Linked DNA regions of Homo sapiens: region 1 is linked to region 2. Evidence: read pairs that join two places in POLR2A ChIA-PET (ENCODE). Cell type or tissue: OCI-LY7. All regions are shown on one strand. Links, peaks and the distances in the headings refer to the core of each region. The heading gives the core; the rest is flanking DNA.

What was found. ChIA-PET counts read pairs that join two places held together with the same protein. Peaks named below come from ENCODE experiments on the same cell type or tissue, not always from the same donor. Only the 100,000 strongest peaks of a DNase experiment are listed, where the experiment ranks them.
Region 1: POLR2A ChIA-PET joins it to region 2 with 6 read pairs; 2 of 35 experiments call an interaction of 5 or more read pairs at or near these places.

The regions. Positions count from the first base shown.
Region 1 is chr9:90,713,216-90,717,616 of GRCh38, forward strand. No RefSeq gene overlaps it. Among named protein-coding and RNA genes, the nearest start is that of DIRAS2, 73 kb to the left of the region's middle. In OCI-LY7, for the core only: no CTCF peak of the experiment used is centred there; no DNase peak of the experiment used is centred there.
Region 2 is chr9:90,833,902-90,838,302 of GRCh38, forward strand. The region is part of intron 1 of SYK (spleen associated tyrosine kinase); the gene reads left to right. Among named protein-coding and RNA genes, the nearest start is that of SYK, 34 kb to the left of the region's middle. In OCI-LY7, for the core only: a CTCF peak has its summit at 1,077 (motif pointing left); a DNase peak (open chromatin) is centred at 2,680; H3K27ac peaks cover 1,234 bases.

The DNA of each region.
Region 1 (4,401 bases), core at 217-4,216, 120 kb before region 2:
ATGATGTTTCTACTCTTTGTAAAAGCCAAAATCTGGAAAAAGTTTAAATGTCCTCATCAGTAGGGTATTCATACAGCGTTTTGTTTCTTGGAATAAACAGTAAGTATGAGATGAGAAAGCTGAGGACACAAGAATGATGAAATTTGTCCCAGGTCACAGAGCCAGCAAGTGGTGAAGGTAACACACAAGCCAGGATGTCCTGGCTCCAGACACACTGCCGCCTTAGAAAAGGAGAGTGTTGTCAAATGTTGCCAAGAAACAACACATTAAAATTGATCATGCCGTGCCTTTCTGCTGCAAATTTTGCCATTTTTCATCATGTATGTTTCAACTCTCAAATTTCAGGATTATGGCAGGATGCCATGAACAACCCTCCAAATGAAACAACTAAATACAAAATAAAATGCATACTTTATGAAACATTTTCTTAAATTAATTTCAAGGCACAAAAGAAGGAATTTGCAGAGCCAAAGGAAAGGAAGGGTGGTGAGGAGGAATGAGGGGACAAGAATCCTGAAAGGAGAACAGCAAAGAAAACTTCCTCAAGGCCACCTGCAATTCCCTGGAGACCTCAAGTTTCTACACAAAGGGCATCAGGTGTGTGGAAAAGGAGAGGTAGAACAGAGGAGACAGTGCACACAGATAGCTGGAGGCCCCAGTGATGTGGCTCCCAGTGTGGGTGAAGAAGAAATCACCTATGCCTGGTGAAGAACTTGATCATCTCTACCTTGACAATTGAAGGAAGTAAAATTGCCGCTGATAATTTGTAAGCCCAAGGTACCCCCAAGCTGTTTTTGGACTGAATCATACTATTTTTGTGGTACAAAAGCTTTAAGTAAACAAATTACAGTGGCTTCTGGTAGGTAGCACCACCATGGTACCCACAGGAGTGAATGCAAACCCTCTGAAGGATAAAATTACACCCAGGACCTCACATGGTGCTACTGAGAGCTTCTCCATAACCAAGGAGCTCAGAATTAAAATACACACAAGCACACACACAGAAACAAGAGAACAAGAGTAACCACTAAATGCACAGAAACATAGCATAAAACTTCCAAATAAACACAGGGGGAAAATGGAATGAGGGAAAAGAATAATTCCAAATGATCTTTAAATTCAAGAAAGTGTTCCCAGACAAAACCAAGGGTCAGGCTGTTTATTCTTGTGGACCAATAACAAGATGCAGATGAACTGGGAAAGGAGGGAGTTTATTTCTGTAATCAATTAGAGGGAGAAAGCCTGGAAATTATCACCAGATCAACTCAAAATTACAAAGTTTTCCAGAGCTTATATACCTTCTAAGCTATATGTTTATCTGTTAATGTGCATGCATCTAAATACATAAGCAATTAACTTCTTCTAATCTATAACTAAGATCCGAGTCCTCAAGACCTTCCTCTGGAGCCTCAGTAAATTTACTTAATCTAAATGAGTCCAGGTGCTGCGGTGATTACCCTTATCTTGTCTCCTGCTAAATCATGGAGGTTTGGGGAGTTCCTTCAGACCCCCAATAAAATTTGTTTAATCCTAACCACTTAAGCTGAGTAGCTTAACCACTCAGTCAGTGCTGAAACATCTGTTATGGAGGCCTGCCTGTTCAGCCGTTAGGGAGACCTGGCCTGCCCCAGGAATAAGAGCAAGAGCATATATAGAATATACAATGAAAATTTTTTAAAATTCCACTATCAAAATAATCACAATTAATGTAATTGACTCAATGCTTCAATTTATTTAAGATCCCTGTCAGAAAAGAAAAATAATTAATCGGAGAAGATTGAACAAAATTACATTTAGTTACATATACAAAAACTGTCCAAAAGAATTTGCAGGCATAATATCAGAATTAAAAGGGAGTTTAGCAAATTGGCTGAATACAGAATCAATAAATTTAGATTGAATGTACCCTTATACGTAAGCATCTGTCTGAAATTTTAATTTAAGAAGTTACTCTTACAATAGCAATAAAAAATAAGCCTCTACAGAGAAAATTATGAAACTTTATTAAAAGTCATTTCAGAAGACCTAAATCATTTGAGCAATAAATATACCATATTCAAAAATAGAAAGACTCACCACCAGAGGTTGATTTTCCCCTAATCAATCCATAAATTCAATCCAAGTCCACAAAGTCCTGATAAAACATTTATGAGCAGGACAGACAGATTCTAAAATTGATAAGGAAGAGCAAAGTGCTAGGAAGGCCATAGATAATTTTGGGAAAAAAAATAAGAGAAATATAGAGTGTCTTTTCCCTGCCAGATATTAAGACCTACTATATTATAGAACTATTATGTTATATTATATGAGCATATTATAATAGTATATTAATAAGCTGGGAACAGTGGCTCACGCCTGTAACCTCAGCACTTTGGGGGGCCGAGGCGGGCAGATCACTTGAGGTCAGGAGTTCAAGACCAGCCTGGCCAACATGGTGAAACCCCGTTTCTACTAAAAATATTAAAATTAGCTGTAAATCACTTGAACCCAAGAGGTGGAGGTTGCAGTGAGCTGAGATCATGCCACTGCACTCCAGCCTGGGCAACAGAGCGAGACTCCATCTCAAAAAAAAAAAAAAATAAGATAATAATAATAGTATATTAATTAATACAATGGGACTTTGATTCAGGAAATAAATTGACCTAAAACAAAAATAAAAAGTCTGTAAATAGACCCACAAACCTATATAGAAACTTGATCAATGAAAGAGGTGGCCTTATGAGTAAAAAATAGAGCTAAAATAGTTGTTTATTTGTATGGAGAAAAAGTGCATTTTGATCCCTAACTGACATCTTCATAAAAGTATATGAAAAGACATTCAACATGGATCACAAACTCAAATACGGAATGAAAAAATTTCCAATGCTAGTGCGAGCTGGATCTGTGTCCCTGCCCAAATCTCATGTTGAATTGCAATCCCCAATGTTGGAGGTGAGGCCTGTGGGAGGCAATTGGATCACGGCCATGGATCCTCTATGAATGGTTTAGAACCAGCCCTTTGGTGCAGCTCTCATGATAAGAGTTCCTGTGAGATCTGGATGTTTAAAAGTGTGCAGTACTTCCCCAACTCTCTTTCTCCTGCTCTGGCCCGGTAAGACGTGCCTGCTTCTCCTTTGCCTTCCACCATGATTGAAAGTTCCTGAGGTCTCCCTGGAAGCCAACCAAATGCTGCCATGCTTCCTGTACAGCCTGCAGAACCATGAGCCAATTAAACCTCTTTTTATAATTTACCCAGTCTCGGGTATTTTTTTTTTTTTACAGCAGTGCAAGAATGAACTAATACAAATGCTCACAAATAAATACAGGAGAATGTCAACTTTTGAGAATTCCTGGAAGAAGTACTTTTCTTCTTTTGAGAAAAAGAATATTTTTCTTCTTTCTTTTCTTCCTTCTCATTTGGAAAGAAGGCAATTTGGCATTGTTGTGTAAGGTTGAGAAGGTGCACTCCAGCAATGTCGCACCTGCGATGGACAGTAGATTCTCACACATATTTACAAAGTGATGTGTAAAAAAATGTTCACACAGGCATTGCTGGAAATAGCTAAAAGTAATAATTAACACAACAATCGGAATATTAGGAAGAGAGGGATACTATTCTTCCAGGAGAACTCCAACATAGTGTAGAGTTTCACTGAAAAGGCACAGAAAGAAAAGAAAACAATAAAAAAATTGATTCATCCACATGAAACCAATAAAATTTATTTTTAAAAATAACATAAAAATAGGCCAGGCATAGTGGCTCATGCCTGTAATCCCAGCACTTTGGGAGGCTGAGGTGGGCCAATTGCTTGAGGCCAGGAGATCGAAACCAGCCTGGCCAACCTGGTAAAACCCCATCTCTACTAAAAATACAAAGATTAGCCAGGTGTGGTGGTGCACATCTGTAATCCTAGCTTCCTAAGAGGTCGAGGCGCAATAATTGCTTAAACCTGAGAGGCAGAGCCTACAGTGAGCTGAGATCTCGCCACTGCACATCAGCCTAGGTGACAGAGCAAGACTCTGTCTCAAATGAATAAATAAGCAAAGACAGCCTGGAAGAAAATATATTTAATGCCCTAAAGAAAAGTTTAACAACAAATTAATATGAAGACTTTCAAAAATGATTTTTTTAAAGGAAGCAACATGTGTAGGATAACTAAAGAGTCAATTCACAAGAAAAGCAAATGACCAGTAAAAATATTTTTTAAAAGGTCAACCACACTGATAATCAATGAAATGAGCATTTCAATAATCACATAGCATTTCTTACTCATCAGACCGAAAACAAATTATAAGTCAGAGAATCCCAAGTGTCAAAGAGGATGTGTAGCAGCTTGAACGCATGAATGCCTGCAGCAAGCACATGAATTGGTGCCACCATTTGGAAAGAAGGCAATTTAGCACTGTTGTGTAAGGTTGAGG
Region 2 (4,401 bases), core at 182-4,181:
AGGATGCTAGTGGGATATGATGGGCTCATCCATTTCTGCAGGCTCCAGGAGGGTGGCTGGCAGGGCTTCTTTGGTGTGGGGCAGAAAGAATCAAAGCCTGTAGAATAAATCTGACTCCGTTCTAGATTTAACTCCTCATGGTGTATCACGTGCAAGGTGAAGCCTGACTGGCACTAGGGAGGATTTTGAGGTAAGGAAGCATTGTCTTTGGTTCAGTCCAAGCCCTCACTGACTTTCCACCATCTTCAGGTGGGGGTGGGCATGTCCGTCTGTCTCCCAGCCTCATGCACACACATGTGTGCACACACATGCACACACATGCATGCCTTCTTATGAAGTGTGGGTCTGGCTGCCCGTGCTTTTTCCTTCATCTCACCATGACTTATCCTTCCCTCTTCTATTCAAAGTTCCCACTTGAGAGGGTCCAGTTGCCCTGGGCACCCCTCCACACTCCCCACTCATGACTGAAATTAGTTACAGTGGCTTTGGTATACTGTCATCCCCTTTCACCAGTGAAGAACTCTATTGCTATAGTGCCCAGGTCACACAAAGCTGGGCCGGGTCGCCAGCGTTCCCGATTCTCACCTCTGTGTCCCTGGGTTTCCTGCTCTCTGGCCCAGTGGAACCACCTCCACGGGGTACCATTCCTTTCCAGCCTTGTCTTTTGTTCATTGGCAATGATGTTAACAAATTAAATAGGGGAATATTTGTTCATCTAATTTATTGGTAAAAAGGCTAGAACAAGCTTATCCAACCCATGACCCATAGGCCACATGTGGTCCAGGATAGCTATGAATGTGGCCCAACTAAAATTTGTAAGCTTTCTTAGAACATTATGAGATTTCTTTCCCTTCTTTTCTGTAGTTCATCAGCTATCATTAGTATTAGTATATTTTATATGTGGCCCAAGACAATCCTTCTTTTATCAGTGTGGCCCAGGGAAGCCAAAAGATTGGACACCCCTGGGCTAGAGCAATAAAATGGGCACATCAGATTTGTGTCCACAACAGCTGACACAGTGGTTTCCAGTCAGGGGTAAGTTACCCTTAGGGAACACTTGGCAATATCTGGAGACGATGTTTGGCTGTCATGATTGGGGAATGGGGTGCTACTGGCATCTAGTGGGGAGAGGCCAGGGATGCTGCTCAATAGTCTGTACTAGATGAGACAGCCCCCGACCCTACACACATAACAGAGAAGGATCCAGCCCAAATGTCAAGAGTGCCAAGGTTGAGTAACCCCGAGCTAATGTGATGAATGGTGCCAGATGGAAATGGGTGGGACCATCATAAGGAGGGGGAACAGGGTAAAGGCAACCATCTTAATTTGTAAATTGAGTGTGGGGGATGTGTTTTGACCACATGCTTTTGAAAAGGGAAGCTGTTCATTCTCCAGAAGCCCAGCGGAGATGTTGGATGGATGGGGCCACCCATAGCTGCATTCATGGACAGCTGGACACGGGCCCAGGAAATCTTGGCAGCGTCACTGGGGCCGGTGCACTTTTAAGAGGAGCTTGGGTGATATGAAATTGTTTGGACAAAATGAGTGAGAGGTCTTGAAATAATGTCAAGGCAGGAAGAATGCATTGACTTGGAGTGGCTGCCAAGAGCAAGCATTTGCAGGTTGTTTTGGGGAAGCAGAACTGGCTGTGTTCTCTTTGTCCTGTGCACAGTTGGAAGACGGGAAATGGAGGAGGAGAGATGGGGAAGGAGAGATGGGGAATCAGATAAGAAAGTGTTTTCCAACAGAAGCATCGGCACACATTGGAGTGAGTTCCCTTCCCTTAAGAGGCCAGGAGCTTATGTAGGAACCAAGCTCCATCTGAAGCAGCCACAGGGCTGGAGCATCTCGCAGATTAGTTGCCAGGGTTCTCTGATTCTGGCCCTGTTAGCCTCCATCTGGACACACAGCAATTGCATGTTTAGCATTTTTATTACAAAAGCAACATACAATTTTGACCCTTGAACGTTACAGGTTTGAACCATGTGGGTTCACTTATATGCGGATTTTTTTTCAACAAAAATATTGGAAAAAAGTTTTGAAGGTTTTTGACAATTTTAAAAACTTGCAGATGAACTCCATAGCCCAGAAATATAAAAAATGTTGGCCGGGCGCTGTGGCTCACGCCTCTAATCCCAGCACTTTGGGAGGCTGAGGAGGGCAGATCACGAGGTCAGGAGATCGAGATCATCCTGGCTAACAAGGTGAAACCCCGTCTCTACTAAACATACAAAAGTTAGCCAGGCGTGGTGGTGGGCACCTGTAATCCCAGCTACTTGGGAGGCTGAGGCAGGAGAACAGCGTGAACTGGGGAGGCGGAGCTTGCAGTGAGCCGAGATTGTGCCACTGCACTCCAGCCTGGGCAACAGAGCGAGACTTCATCTCAAAAAAAAAAAAAAAAAGTTAAGAAAAAGTTAAGTGTATATTGAATGCACAAAATATATGTAGTCTATTTTTTCATTTACTACCATAAAATGTGTACAACTCTATTATTAAAATTAAAATTTATCAAAACTTACACATAAATACTTATATGCCATTCACAGTCGAGGAAAATGTAAATAAATATAAAGATGCAGTATTAAATCATAATTGCATAAAATTAACTGCAGTACACACTGTACTGCTGTAATAATTTCATAGCCACTTCCTGTTGCTATTGTGATGAGCTCGAGAGTTGCAAGTACCTGCCTAAATCACTGTGTGATGCTCATCATCTCTGTGTGAGCAGTTCATCTCTCCAGTAAATTGCATATTGCAGTAAAAAGTGATCTTTAATAAGTGATCTCTTGCAGTTCTCAAGTATTTTTCATAATGTTTAGTGCAATACCGTACAACCTGAATAACACCATGGGTCCCATGTGAAGGGTCACAGTGAGGCTGGAAGTGCTCCCAAGAAGTCATGACATTATAAGAAAAAGCTGAATTGCTTGATGAGGATTGTAGATGGAGGACTGTAGCCATGGTTGCCTGCCATTTCAGATGGATGAGTCATCTTGTAAACAGATGACAGTAAATTTATGGTATTGATAAATACAGTACAGTATTGTAAACATATATTCTATTCCTTATGATTTTCTTAATGACATTTTCTTCTCTAGCTTACCTCACTATAAGAATATAGTATATGATACATATAACATGCAAAATATGTGTTAATCAGTTATTTATGTTATAGGTAAGCCTTCTGGTCAACAGTAGACTATTAGTTAAGTTTTGGGGGAGTCAAAAGTTACACATGAATTTTTACTACAGGGTGGGTGGTCAGCATCCCCACATTGTTCAAGGGTCAGTTGTATATTCACTGTGGAAATCCTAAAAAGCAAAGAGCAACATGTTTCCATCAAGCAGGATTTTGCCAGCCTCTGGTTAAACCCTGAAGCCTGAGCAAGGCAGTGAAATCTCCAGACCTTTGGGGCTCACATTTTAGGGAAAGGGCAGGTTTGTGTTGATGCTACAAAGGTAATAGATGCTTTTGAGAAGTTAACTATGTGCGGGGGTGGCCAAGGTAGGCCGAAGCAGCACCTGAGACTGGATCATCATGATGCAACTCTCTGAGTAAAGGCCTGAGAAGGAGGAAGCCAAGCAGGAGGCAGGAGAGGCCTCAACCTGGAGGCAGAAGCACAGTGTGGTGGAGATAGTGAGCAAGGTGAGGTTGCAGGTCTCGGGCCTGGTCAAGGAGAGCCTTGTGGAGGAGCAATGAAGATTTGCGATGTGATGTGGATGGAGAGGTTCCTTGTGAGCCTCACTCCACCTTCAGGGTAGGGAATTGTCAGTAAGGAAAGGAAGGACCAGGTGAGACTTCCAATACCTGAGAGATGGCGGTGGCTTCCACGAGGGCAGCCTCAGGAGCTATGGGGAGACATGATGGCTTGGGAATATATTTTAAAGAAAAGCTACTCAGAGGACCTGGAGACCAGCTCATCTAACCTGCTTCAAGATTCTCCATCCCTGTGACTGCATCAGATGGAGCTCAGCTCCTGCACAAGCTCATGGCTTCCCTGCATCACTGTGAGTGGCCAATGCTTCTGGTAGAAAGCACATTCCTTTCTGACTTGGTGAGAGGGAAGACTCCTGAAAGCAGCCAGGGTCTCATCCTCAGCAACTGTGGTGCTCAATGTCATTTCCTCAATTAGGAGAGACTGAGGGAGGAAGAGATTTGCTGAGGGAGTGGCAGGAGGAGTCAAAAGCCTCATCTGGAGTATGTGGAGGTCAACTTGTCTGTTACACATCCAAGGGGGGACGTCAGATAAGCAGACATGCAGATCAGGAGCTCAGTGGAGAGAAATAAATACCCATTAACCAACAAATATTTTTGATGACTTATTCTGCACTAGGAGCTGTTCCAGGCATGGTGATATGGCAGTGAACAAGGTCATCCTATTCTCACCTCCCAGAGCT